Regions from separate parts of the Homo sapiens genome. Here region 1 is linked to region 2. The links are chromatin contacts, found by Hi-C or POLR2A ChIA-PET in ENCODE. All regions are on one chromosome and are shown on one strand. The core of a region is the stretch at or near the end of the contact, and the rest is flanking DNA. Distances in the headings are between cores, read along the strand shown.

Region 1 (5,555 bases), core at 3,056-5,555, 3.2 Mb before region 2:
CTCCCTCGCGCTTCCCGCTATCTGTTGCTCTCTGGCTTCTTCTCTGTCCTCTAAGAAGCCAGGTTCTTTCCTGCTCAGCATTTTTCCATGTTTTTACCTCAACTTGGCTTAATTTTTACTTTCAGAATTCAGCTCAAGCACCTCTTCCTTAAGCAGCTCTCCCTAGGATTAGTTCCCCAGTACAATAATGTAAGGAAGAACCCAGACTCTGGGGCCAGGCTTAAATCACACCTCTGCCATTTATTAGCAATGTGCCCTTGGCAGTTATTCAACCAGCTGGTGCCTCAGTTTCCTAAAGTGTAAAGTGATAATAGTATCTACCTCAGGTACAATTACACGAGTTAATACAGAAAGATCTGGCCGGGCCAGCACTTTGGGAGGCCGAGGCAGGTGGATCACCTGAGGTCAGGAATTTGAGGCCAGCCTGGCCAACATGGTGAAACCCCGCCTCTACTAAAAATACAAAAAAATTAGCTGGGTGTGGTGGCAGGTGCCTGTAATCCCAGCTACTTGGGAGGCTGAGGCAGGAGAATCGCTTGAACCTGGGAGACAAGAGGTTGCAGAGAGCTGAGAATGCGCCATTGTTGCCAACCTGAGTGACAAGAGCAAAACTCCGTCTCAAAAAAAAAAAAATCTTAGAATAATGACTGGCACATAACAAATGCTATATCAATGTTAGCTACTACTTCTACTACTATTATTATTGTTGTGCTTATATCCACTCATAGCAATCTGTACTTCTCTGTGGGATTTTCTACAACTTTAACAGCGTAATGTCTGATTTCTCTGCTAAACTGTAAGTTCCATGAGGATAAAGACTGCTTCTTTTGTTCATCCCAGTATTTCCAAGTCTTGCACACTGCCTGGCACATAGTTACTGAATAAATATTTGCTGAATAAATGAAAAGAAAAATTAATCCCCATCTATGATGCCCCAGGGGACAGGAAGCTGCAGGAGTGGTACATTTCTACTTCATTTATTTAAAAAAACAAAACAAAAAACACTTTTGAATGGGCTGCTTCTTGATAAAGTGCATTGTCTGGCACCCAAGTAACAGCAGTAACAAATAATCACTAGGCTAACATGAGTGGCCCTAAATCCTTTGCCTTTAGTGTTAAATTAAGCTTGAACTAGAATCCTTGAAAAAAGGCACTATTGGCCAGCGGCACTGGCTCACTTCTGTAATCCCAACACTTGGGGAGGCTGAGGCAGGCGGATGCTTGAGCCCAGGAGTTCAAGACTAGACCAGGCGACATGGCGAAACCCTTTCTCTACAAAAAAGAAAATACAAAAATTAGCCAGGCATGGTGGCGTGTGCCTGTAGTCCCAGCTACTCGGGAGGCGGAGGTAGGAGGATCACTTGAGCCCAGGAGGTTGAGACTGCAGTGAGCTGAGATCACACCATGGCACTCCACCCTGGGTGAGAAAGAGAGACCCTGTCTCAAAAAAATAAAAGACAGCTGGGCACAGTAGCTCACGCCTGTAATCCCAGCACTTTGGGAGGCCGAGGTGGGCGGATCACTTGAAGTCAGGAGTTCAAGACCAGCCTGGCCAACATGGTGAAACCCTGTCTCTACTAAAAAGACAAAAATTAGCCAGGTGTGATGGTGGGTGCCTGTAATCCAAACTACTTGGGAGGCTGAGGCAGGAGAATCACTTAAACCCAGGAGGCGGAAGTTGCAGTGAGCCGAGATCGCACCACTGCACTCCAGCCTGGGTGACAGAGTGAGACTCCATCTCAAAAAAATAAAAATAAATAAATAAAATTAAATTAAAAAAAGAAAAAATCTATCACGTGGTGTATTCATCAAATGTATACTGAGCTACTATGTGCCACACACTACTTTAGGTGTTAAAAATACAGCAGGAAACAAAAGAAACAAAACTCCCACCCTCAAAGAGCTTCTATTCTAGTGACAAAAGACATCACATGAAATAACATTATTTATCACATTACAAAGTAAGTGCTATGGAAAAAAATAAAGTACAGAAGAGATATTTGGGAAGGGCTGCATTTTAAATACGGTAGTCTATGAAGGACTAAGAAATAAACATATTGAGTACAGATCTGAAGAAGAAGCAAGTCATAAAGATATCTGGTGGGAAACTATGCTAAGAAGAAAAACCCAATATGGCCAGGCGCAGTGGCTCACACCTCTAACCCCAGCACTTTGGGAGGCCAAGGCAGGGGGATCACCTGAGGTCGGGAGTTCAAGACAAACCTGGCCAACATGGTGAAACCCCATGTCTACTAAAAATACAAAACATGAGCCGCACATGGTGACTTGGCCTGTAATCCCAGCTACTAGGGAGGCTGAAGCACGAGAATCACTTGATCTGGGAAGCAGAGTGGGCAGTGAGCTGAGATCGTGCCACTGCACTCCAGCCTGGGGCTCTGTCTCAAAAAAAAAAAAAAAAAAGAAAAGAAAAACCAAATGCAAACATTCTGAATCAGGAGTATGTACACATACAGTGTTTTTTGAGATCAGCAAGGACAGTACAGCTTGAGTGGAATAAGCAAAGGGTAAGAAGTAGATGAGGTAACAGAGGTAGCAGAGGACAAATCCAGAGGGCCTTGTATACCACCGTAGTGGAAGCCACTGGAAAGTTCTTTTTTTTTTTTTTAGACAGAGTCTCGCTCTGTTGCCAGGCTGGAGTGCAGTGGCGCGATCTCGGCTCACTGCAGCCTCCGCCTCCCGGGTTCAAGCGATTCTCCTGCCTCAGCCTCCCAAGTAGCTAGGACTACAGGCACGTGCCACCATGCCCAGCTAATTTTTGTCTTTTTAGTAGAGACGGGGTTTCACCATGTTGGCCAGGATGGTCTTGATCTCTTGACCTCGTGATCCGCCCGCCTCAGCCTCCCAAAGTGCTGGGATTACAGGCGTGAGCTACCGCACCCGGCTGGAGACCACTGGAAAGTTCTAAGCAGAGGAGTGATTTGACTTACACTCTAATGGTATTACTGTGTTGAGAATAAACAATACTGTGTGGAGAACAGACCATGCAGGTGCAAGGACAGAGCAGGGGACACCAGTTGGGAGACTACCGCCATAATCCAAGCCAGAAGATGATGGTGGCCCAAACCAGGGCAACAGCAGTGAACATGATGAGAAGTGATGAGAGTTAGTCTGGCTAGAATTCAAAGTCAAAGCCTATCAGAAACTGCTAATGGACAGAAAGACCTAAGAGAGAGCGGAGTCAAGATACTAATGCTGAATCCCCAATGCCTTGTGCACAGGCGGGTACCCAATATATGAAGATCTAGTGAATGGCTGCGACTAGCATTTTCCCACCTAGACCGTAAATTCCCCTAAAACAGCACCTGTGTCAGAATCCTAATCTTCTCACTCCATGTTAACGAGAGCAGTAACTTTTCTGACTAAAAGTTGAGCACTTAATATGTTAGGTATGCCCACGCTATGCTGTGCTTTGCACACACCAAATCATTAAATCCTCACAACATCTAAGCAAGGTGGCTATTTTCTGCATTTCACAGACCAGGAAAGTAAGGCTCAGAAGTAGTTACCTGCCCTAGGACACATCACTGAAAATCAAACTTCAGGCAATTTGAATCCAAAGTCTGCTTTTAACCACTTTACTATCCTGAACTTCTCAAATAATGAAACGGTGAGCCACTGACTCATTCATGTGTCACCCTGGGCAAGTAAGTTCCCTTCCGTGGGATTCCAACTTCTCATCTGTCAAATGGTAGTAACAAGAGTACATGCTTCCAAAGTTACGATGAGGCTACATGAAATTCCACCCTGCACAGCGTCTACTCAGTAACTTCCAATGCAGTTAACTTAGTTCTTACCTAGGGCCATGCACTGTTCTAAACTAAGCACGAAGATTATTTCACTTAATAAAGCAACTCAACGAGGCAGATAACGTGACTAATTTGACTAACTTATTTTACAGATGAGAAACTGAGGTGTAGAGGGGTTAAGTAACCTGCTTTGGGTTACACAATGAATACGTGGCCGACTGCAAGTTTGCACCTAGAGTGTCACTTGAGAACTTATGCTCCAGGCTCCCAGAGAGAAGTGAGGGTTTTCTTTGCCCCTTTCACTGAATGGGAAACTACAGCACAAAGAAGGACAATCTGCCCAAAACCTCACACGGAGTAAGGGGCAGCGCCGGGACCAGAACCTTAGGCCGCCTGGCCCAGAAGCCCGCGCGAGTGAAATGAATGAGGCCAGACCTAGGCTAAGCGCGTCCGCGGTCCCCACGGCTGAGCCTCGGGGCGACCCGTAGCTCCGCGCTGCACCCCTCCCCCAGGCACCAACCCCGCCAGGTCGCGGGCACTCCCACCAGCTCGCAGCCCTCCTTCGGACCCTCGATCCGAGAGCGCCCCAGCCAGAGCTTGTGCCCATGCCCCTGTCCCGCAGGGGAAGGGGATCCCGCCTGGCCGGCTCTCGAGCGGCGACTAGTAACCTCCCGCGGGCGACAGCCCTCTCCCCAAAGCCACGCGCAACTCCTCACCCGGCGGCGCCATTCCTCCGAGCAGGTCCCGCCGGAGTCCGAGCCGCGGGCTGACTTCCGCTCGGGAAAGTGGCTCCAAGAGCCCGCCACAGGGGACGCCAGGGACTCGCGGCAGGCTCTGCGGGCCAGGATGAGTTCTAAGCACAGGTCAGTGTCCGCGGCCCCGCTGAGCTTCGACGCTTCCAGCAGCCGCGGCCGGGATCCCAGTCCTCCCGCTCACAGGGCCTTGCAGTTCCCGAGGACAGACCCGCCTCTCCCCCGCGCCCAGGCCCACTTGGAACCGACCGTCTCGCAACGCTCCTATTCCGGGAGCTACCGGGACGCGGTTGGGCCAGGCCTCGGGGTGGGCCCGAGACGGGGCCGCTTCTGATTGGCCTGTCTGCTGTCACTCACTCGTCTTTCTGCTGCCCGGCCCATTTTAAAGGAACAGGAAGGGTCTCGTCGGGAGGGGATAGCTTAGAAGGGATTTTTTTTTCCTCTTTAGAAAATTGTGGCAGTTTCTGGCCGGGCGCAGTGGCTCACGCCTGTAATCCCAGAACTTTGGGAGGCCGAGGCGGGCGGATTACCTGAGGTGAGGAGTTCGAGATCAGCCTGGGCAACACGGTGAAACCCCGTCTCTACTAAAAATACAAAATTAGCCGGGCGTGGTCACACATGCCTGTAATCCCAGCTACTCGGGAGCCTGAGGCAGGAGAATCGCTTGGACCTGGGAGGCGGAGGATGCGGTGAGCCAAGATCGCGCCATTGCACTCCAGCCTGGGCAACGAGTAAATCTCCGTCTCACCAAAAAAAAAAGAAAAAGAAAATTATGTCAGTTTTTTCCAAAGATTATCAGTGGGGTTGTTAATAACTGACCTACGAGTGACGTTTTATCTGATTTGCAGAGCAATGCAGTGACTCATAGAGAACATATTAGGCCAGTTTTACAGGCTCAACATGGAGGTGGCTCATCCAGGAACACCGCTCTAATAACTAGCGCCAACTACTGAATGTTTACAGTATAACCCGACACTGTGCCGAACGCTCTACAAGCATTATTTCTTTTCTTTCCTTTTTTATTGATACGGGATCT
Region 2 (6,140 bases), core at 1-2,500:
TTCATCCACAGTATAGTGGACAACGGCCCAGAAGTCAGGGAAAACCCAGAGTTATGCCCCTAATTAAATGGTGTGACCCAAGGCTAGGTAAAAATACCCTCTGCACTAAGAGATGATACATGCTCACACCAGGAAATATTAATAAATAATAGGTACTGGCACCACTCCTTTGCACTTCTGTGGCTACTGTGACTTGGAGAAAATTACTTGACCCCTCTGCGCCTTAATTTCTGCTTTTGTAAATGAGGATAAACCAGAAGGCCGTTGTGAACATTAAATGAAATAAGGCTTGGGAAGTTCCTGGGTGAAGTCTCATTAAATGTTCCCTGTCGGTGTTAAACACTTCTTTCACATATTAGTTCCCTCCCTGAATCCACGAACACCCCGCAAAGCGAGTTTCCTTCTTTCCCCCCATGTCACCGAGAGGCAAACTAAGACTCGGCCGCCAAGGAGGCTGAGTGAAACGCGGATACGGCCCCAGTTCGAGGGCCCGTTGTTGTTTCTCTCCGAGCCCAAGGCGTGCAAAGAGCCCAGAAGAGGCGGGAGCCGAGGCAGGACAAGCTCTGCGCGCCTCCGGGAGCCCGTAGACCCAGTCCGGGTTAGGAGAGCCGGAAGCAGCCGCGGCCGGGCCCGCCTGCGGCCTCCCCGGAGCAGCCTCCGTTCCCCTCCCTCCGCCCCTCGCCGGGCGGGGCGGGGCACGAGCACAAAAGACTCCAACTTCCGAGCGGGCGCGGGCCCACCCAGCCAACTACTGGCCCAGACTTGGCCCGCGGAGAGAGCAGACAGGGAACGCCGGGAGCAGGACCGGGCGCGGAGGGCTGGGGCCGGGGACCCGGGGCGGCGGGTCCGAGTGGGAGAAAGGAGCGGCGGAGGGGGCCTAGAGTTACTCGGGCTCCCGGGACTCCCCGAAGGGCAGAAATAAGTTTCTAAAAATAGGCAGCGGCCTGCCGGAAGAAGTGAGTGAACGGAAAGGCACAAAGCACACACCCTCCCCGCACCCCTAAGGAGACGCCCGCAGTCCCCACTCACCCGCGCCGAGAGGTCTGGAGGAAGCCGCGCGGCTGGGAAGGAGGCGGTACTGCCGCACTCGGGGACGTAAGGGAGGGAGGAAAAGGGCGGCTGCGGCGGGAAGAGGCTGGGCACACGCGCGGGAGTCGTCGTCGTCGCCGTCGCCGCCGCTACCGCCCCCTCAGCTTCTCTGGGTTCCGCTGCCCCGAGCTGGCGCCGCTCGCGCGCCCCGCCGCACTGACAGCGGCGCGAGCCCCGCAACCGCGAGCCCTGCCCTCGGCCGGCACCACTGAGGCGCGCGGGGGTGGGGGCACCCGGAGCGGCTCCCCGCAGCTCGGCTCCGCCCGCCGCTCCGGCCCTGGTTCCGGGCTCTCCTCCTTCTCTGTCTCCTGGGAAGGACACGGTGACACGAGCACGAGGAGTCTGCAGCCCCGCCCAGAAACAGCCCGGCTTCCCAGGCGCATGGGCTCTCCCCACCCTCTCAGCCTGGCTTTGGAAAGGTCCAGAGCTTCGGCGGGGACGGGAGGAAGGCGGGGCCAGGGTGGGGCCTGAAAGGGAGGAGGGACTGAGACGCGGCTTGGGGAGGCGGGGCTGGGGCGGGAAGAGGGCAGCTTGCACAGGTTTGGAGCCGAAGTAGGGGCGGAGCTAAGATGGTGATGAGGCCCTGGGAAGAGGGTCGCCGGACCAGTGGGGAAGGCCGTGCAGGAGATGGAGAGCCGGGAACCAGGACAGCGCTTGAAAGGAGATGCTGTGGGCGGGGCTAAATGGAGAATCGCCCAGAGGGCGGAGCCACGGGTGGAGGGAGGCGGGGCTGAAGAGAAGCTTAGAGTGGGAGGAAGATGGAAGCGGGCCTGAAGGAGGCGGGCCCGGAAGCAGGGAGGGGAGGAGGGGCCCCGGGGGTGGCTACTCTGGGCGGGTGCCGGAAGGAGGCGTGCCCCAAGGAAGGACTGAGGGGTGGTGCTTGAGGTGGGCGGGGCCTGGAGATGGCGCTCAAATCTGCAGGCTGTGGGCGGTGCAGGAGGGATCCGGAAGAGACGAGGCAGGAAGAAACTCCTGGTCCTTTCGCTTTTAAGGAACGTGCCACCTAGACAAGGTGAGGGTCGCTCTTCGCTGCCTAATCTGGGACTGGGCGGAGAGGCCGCGCTAAGGGTGATCTCCGAAAAAGATGCAGGAGATGTTTTATAACTTGATCCAGGTGCTAGTCCTCTCTCCTACACATTTCTCCTGTCGGGATTTCTCACTTTCAGTGTTCCAGCCTCCGGTGAACCAGTCTTCCTAGTGAGAGCACGAGAAGCCCGTTGTCCTTCATTCCTCAGCTATGGATTTCCCTGAAAGTTGAGAACTGACCATATTCTCGATGCCTCCTCCGACCTGTGATTTCATGACTCACATCGCTTCCCCAGAACCTGCTTAACAGACGGGATTCCTGAGAATGGAGCAGAGTTTGAATTCAGAGTCCTGGCTTTGCCATACCAGCAGTTATAATTGTCCTTCTGTTGTTTGATGACCTCCCTGCCCTGCTTCAAAAGGAAGAGAAATCAAAGAGTTGACGACCCTGAGCGCAAGGCCTGGGACGTTCTTCCCCAAACTCGCTTTAATATCACCTTCTCAAAAGAACTCTTCCCTGAACACCTTGTCTCAAGATGTTCTCTAGTTTGTCTTCTTGTTCTGTCATTTATTTGTCTGTTCATTGTTTGTGTGTTTTTTGAGGCGGAGTCTAGCTCTGTCGCCTAGGCTGGAGTGCAGTGGCACGATCTCGGCTCTCTGCAACCTCTGCCTCCTGGGTTCAAAGCGATTCTTGTACCTCAGCCTCCCAAGTAGCTGGGATTACAGGCGTGTACCACCATGCCCGGCTAATTTTTGTATTTTCAGTGGATACGGGGTTTCATCATGTTGGCCAAGCTGGGCTCTAACTCCTGACCTCAGGGGATCTGCATTTGAGGATAAACCCTGTCTTGGCTCCTCCCTGACGGGGGTGAGAAGTAGCCCTCCTGGAATTGCCTCAAAGCCCCCGGTTATCACCAGTGTTCTCGGTTGCAAATTACGAAACATAAATAAACTCAGACTAACAGATGCAGCAAAGGAATTTATCAGGAAGGAATGGGGAGCTCCCAGAACTGATGGGAAGGCTGGAGAACCAGGCTCAGAAAATGCACTGAAGTGGTGAGCGCAGAGGCTTGAATGTTGCCAGGACTCTCCTCCCAGTCCTTTATCTCTTCTCTCTGTATGCGAGCTTTTCTCCTCAAGGCTAGGCACCTGGCTGCAGCAGCGCTCACCACTCACAACTCTCACCCGTTCCACCGGAGAGAGACTGAGGATTTCTGCTTCTGGTCTGAAGGACAAAATTTTAGGGAAAAACTTTGATTGGTCCAACATAGGTAAGTCCCCGTCCCTAGACCAATCATCTATGGGTGGAAAACCAGGTGCTGTGACTGGCCCAACTTAAGCCAGGTGCCATTCTCTAACCAATACTGTGAATAAGGAAGTGGGACGTACAGGGAGATGGCAGCCCCATCGGAACCATATGGTCAGAGAAAGATGCATTTCCCAAAAGATGGAGTTCATGCTCTGGGGCAGATTGAATAATAGATTTTCACTACACCTGCCCCAGAGTTACCCCCAACCAATACATTACTTACTGCCCAACTCTCATCATTCCTTCTCTGCTCAAAACCCTTCAATGGGCTGGGCGCGGTAACTCACGCCTGTAATCCCAGTACTTTGGGAGACCGAGGTGGGGGGGATTACTTGAGGTCAGGAGTTCAAGACCGGCCTGGGCAACATGGTGAAACCCCATCTCTACTAAAAATATAAAAATTAACCGGGCGTGGTGGCAGGCACCTGTAATCCCAGCTACTCAGGAGGCTGAGGTGGGGTAATCGCTTGAACCTGGGAGGTGGAGGTTGCAGTGAGCCGAGATCATGCCACTGCACTCCAGCCTGAGACACAGAGAGAGACTCCGCCTCAAAAACAGAAAAACAAAAAACAACCTTCAATAGCCTCCCATTGCCATGTCATCAGCATGGATCAAAAACTCAAATGTCATGCCGGGCACAGTGGCTCATTCCTTTAATCCCAGAATTCTGGGAGGCTGAGGCAGGAGGATTGCTTGAACCCAGGAGTTTGAGACCAGCTTGGGCAACATAGTGAGACCCTGTCTCTACAAAAAAAAAAATTTTAATTAGCTGGCATGGTAGCATGTGCCTGTACTTCCAGCTACTTGGGAGGCTGAGGCCAGAGGATCACTTGAGCCCAGGAGGCCAAGGCTACAGTGAGACATGCTCACACCACTGCATCCAGCCTAGGCAACAGAGTGAGACCCTTCTCAAAACAAATAACAACAACAGCAAACCCTCAGGTGTCTACAGGGGCTAGAAAGAAGGTTAGGCATGAGACAATAGGGAGTGGAGAGCACTGTCATGAACTGGAGGATGTGTGTTGCATACTGTTCCTAGAATGCAGGTGCTGAGATGTAGGATTCTTCAAGAGAGCCCCCAAATCTGGATTTTCATATAAAATCTCCCAATTTCTAAATGTTGGCTCAACTATTTTTAAAAACCCTGTGCAAGCCAAATGAATTATGTCTGCAGGCCAATTACTGTAGGCTGTGGTCTAAAAATGAGCAATCTCTGACCTTTATAGGATAAAGCCTATAATCACACACCCACCTTTGGGGTCTGTCATCTATTACTACGTAAGAAATCATCCCGAAAATGTAGTGACTTAAAACAACAATGATTTGTTACTTCTCACAATTTTATAGAATGACCAGGTGGTTCTTCTGCTCCATGTGGTGTTGGCTGGGAAAAGCTTCCTCCTGTCTCCACCTCCACATGTTCTATTTCCTTTTCAAGCCCAACTGCCAATGGCGCCTCCACCCTGAAGCCTGCCTCATCTCCTGTGCCACACACATTGCCACTGGCCAAGTCTAAATGAGATGCCGTGCTCTCCAAGCTTTGTTGCTCTTTATGTATAACTATTAGAGCACACATTTAGCTCACCTAGAGAATGGAGGTCTGCCTTGTCCATCTTTATTTCCTTCTGGCACAGTCACACAGGAAAGCCCCATGGGTGCTGTCAGATTGGATTGAACTGAGCTGACTCTTGGAGATATTTAGTCAAACTTGCCCATTTTACAGATGGAGAAATGACAACTGGAGAGGGGAGTTCTACTGGAGAGGGGAGTTCACACATATACACTGAAAGCTGCCCATCAAAAGAGTTGCAGAACCAGGACTACAGCCCTTGCATCTTGACTGCCAGTACGATGCAGGTTAAACTCTGTGTTTGATGCTTGTTGATGTGGACGTCTGGAACTTGAATAGAAGACATTTCTTATTTCAGATGCATCCATTAGCAGGTCTTAGCCAGGAGCCAGGCCCTTGCAAGTATATATTGCAAGTAATTGATGACATTGGAGCCAGAAATCGAATGAACCGGGCCCAGTTCAATCCACTTACTGGACAAGCTCCTCAAGCACTCTAAGCCCCAATTTCCTCCTCTGTAAAGTGGGCATAAATTACATTTACCTTGAGGGTTGCTGTGAAGGCTAGAAATAATATATGTAATGTCCCCTGATACACAGAAGGTGCTCAAGAAATAGTAAGCTCTTCTAATGATTGTTATTGATGGCAAAGATGATGAAAAAACAAATGCTCTGACTTCTCAAAGGAGAGAGAATCATCCCTGAGGATTGTGTCTTGGAGAACATAAATCCATATTTTCTCTTTCCTGAACAAATTCCCTCTGGAAGGGCACAAAGGGAACAAATTCCCTTGTTAGGAAGGAAGGAAGGGAAGGAAGGATGGAAAACAAGAGCAAGGAAGGGTTGGCAGGTTGTGACTGTCTACCTCTCCCTGAGGCTTGCTCTGCTACACCCACCCCAAACTCTGGTCCATCCCATTTCCATGCTGAGATCAGGCCACACACAGAAGTGTTGGTGTCAGACCACCAGCTTTGAGCCATCCCTGGGAATCCCCAGGATACTGGATAGCAGATTTGGAGCATACAGTTCCCACCCACTGTGACTGACGGCTAGGGAGCTCAAGGTTATGGAGGAAGCTCTCATAAGTCAATGCAAGTTTGTGTGTCTCCCGTTCCTCACTGGCTTAGCCCTCAGAGCCCTTGTCCCT

The links. Hi-C counts contacts between places; a loop is a spot of excess contacts on that map. ChIA-PET counts read pairs that join two places held with the same protein, here RNA polymerase II (POLR2A). Pooled maps may share reads with other maps.
Region 1: a loop to region 2 is called in a pooled map, with 21 times the contacts of the local background. The contact joins the promoter of MROH8 here to the promoter of RALY in region 2. A Hi-C loop is called at or near these places in 9 of 50 pooled maps. POLR2A ChIA-PET finds 5 or more read pairs at or near these places in 2 of 52 experiments (B cell and GM10248).

What each region holds. Positions count from the first base shown.
Region 1 is chr20:37,178,298-37,183,852 of GRCh38, reverse strand. MROH8 (maestro heat like repeat family member 8) reads left to right here and starts at 4,305. Exons shown (of 25, transcript NM_152503.8): 1 at 4,305-4,464; 2 at 4,466-4,630. The coding sequence starts at 4,373. It overlaps RPN2 (ribophorin II), which reads right to left and starts at 4,523. Exons shown (of 17, transcript NM_002951.5): 1 at 4,484-4,523. The coding sequence starts at 4,496. RefSeq lists a silencer at 4,248-4,297 and enhancers at 3,848-4,405, 4,418-4,467, 4,818-4,897, 4,406-4,965.
Region 2 is chr20:33,989,021-33,995,160 of GRCh38, reverse strand. RALY (RALY heterogeneous nuclear ribonucleoprotein) reads right to left here and starts at 1,250. Exons shown (of 10, transcript NM_016732.3): 1 at 1,030-1,250. RALY-AS1 (RALY antisense RNA 1) reads left to right here and starts at 794. Exons shown (of 2, transcript NR_109886.1): 1 at 794-956; 2 at 2,256-2,673. RefSeq lists silencers at 530-859, 1,080-1,129, 1,190-1,319, 1,500-1,609, 1,780-2,029 and enhancers at 1,807-2,333, 2,270-2,349.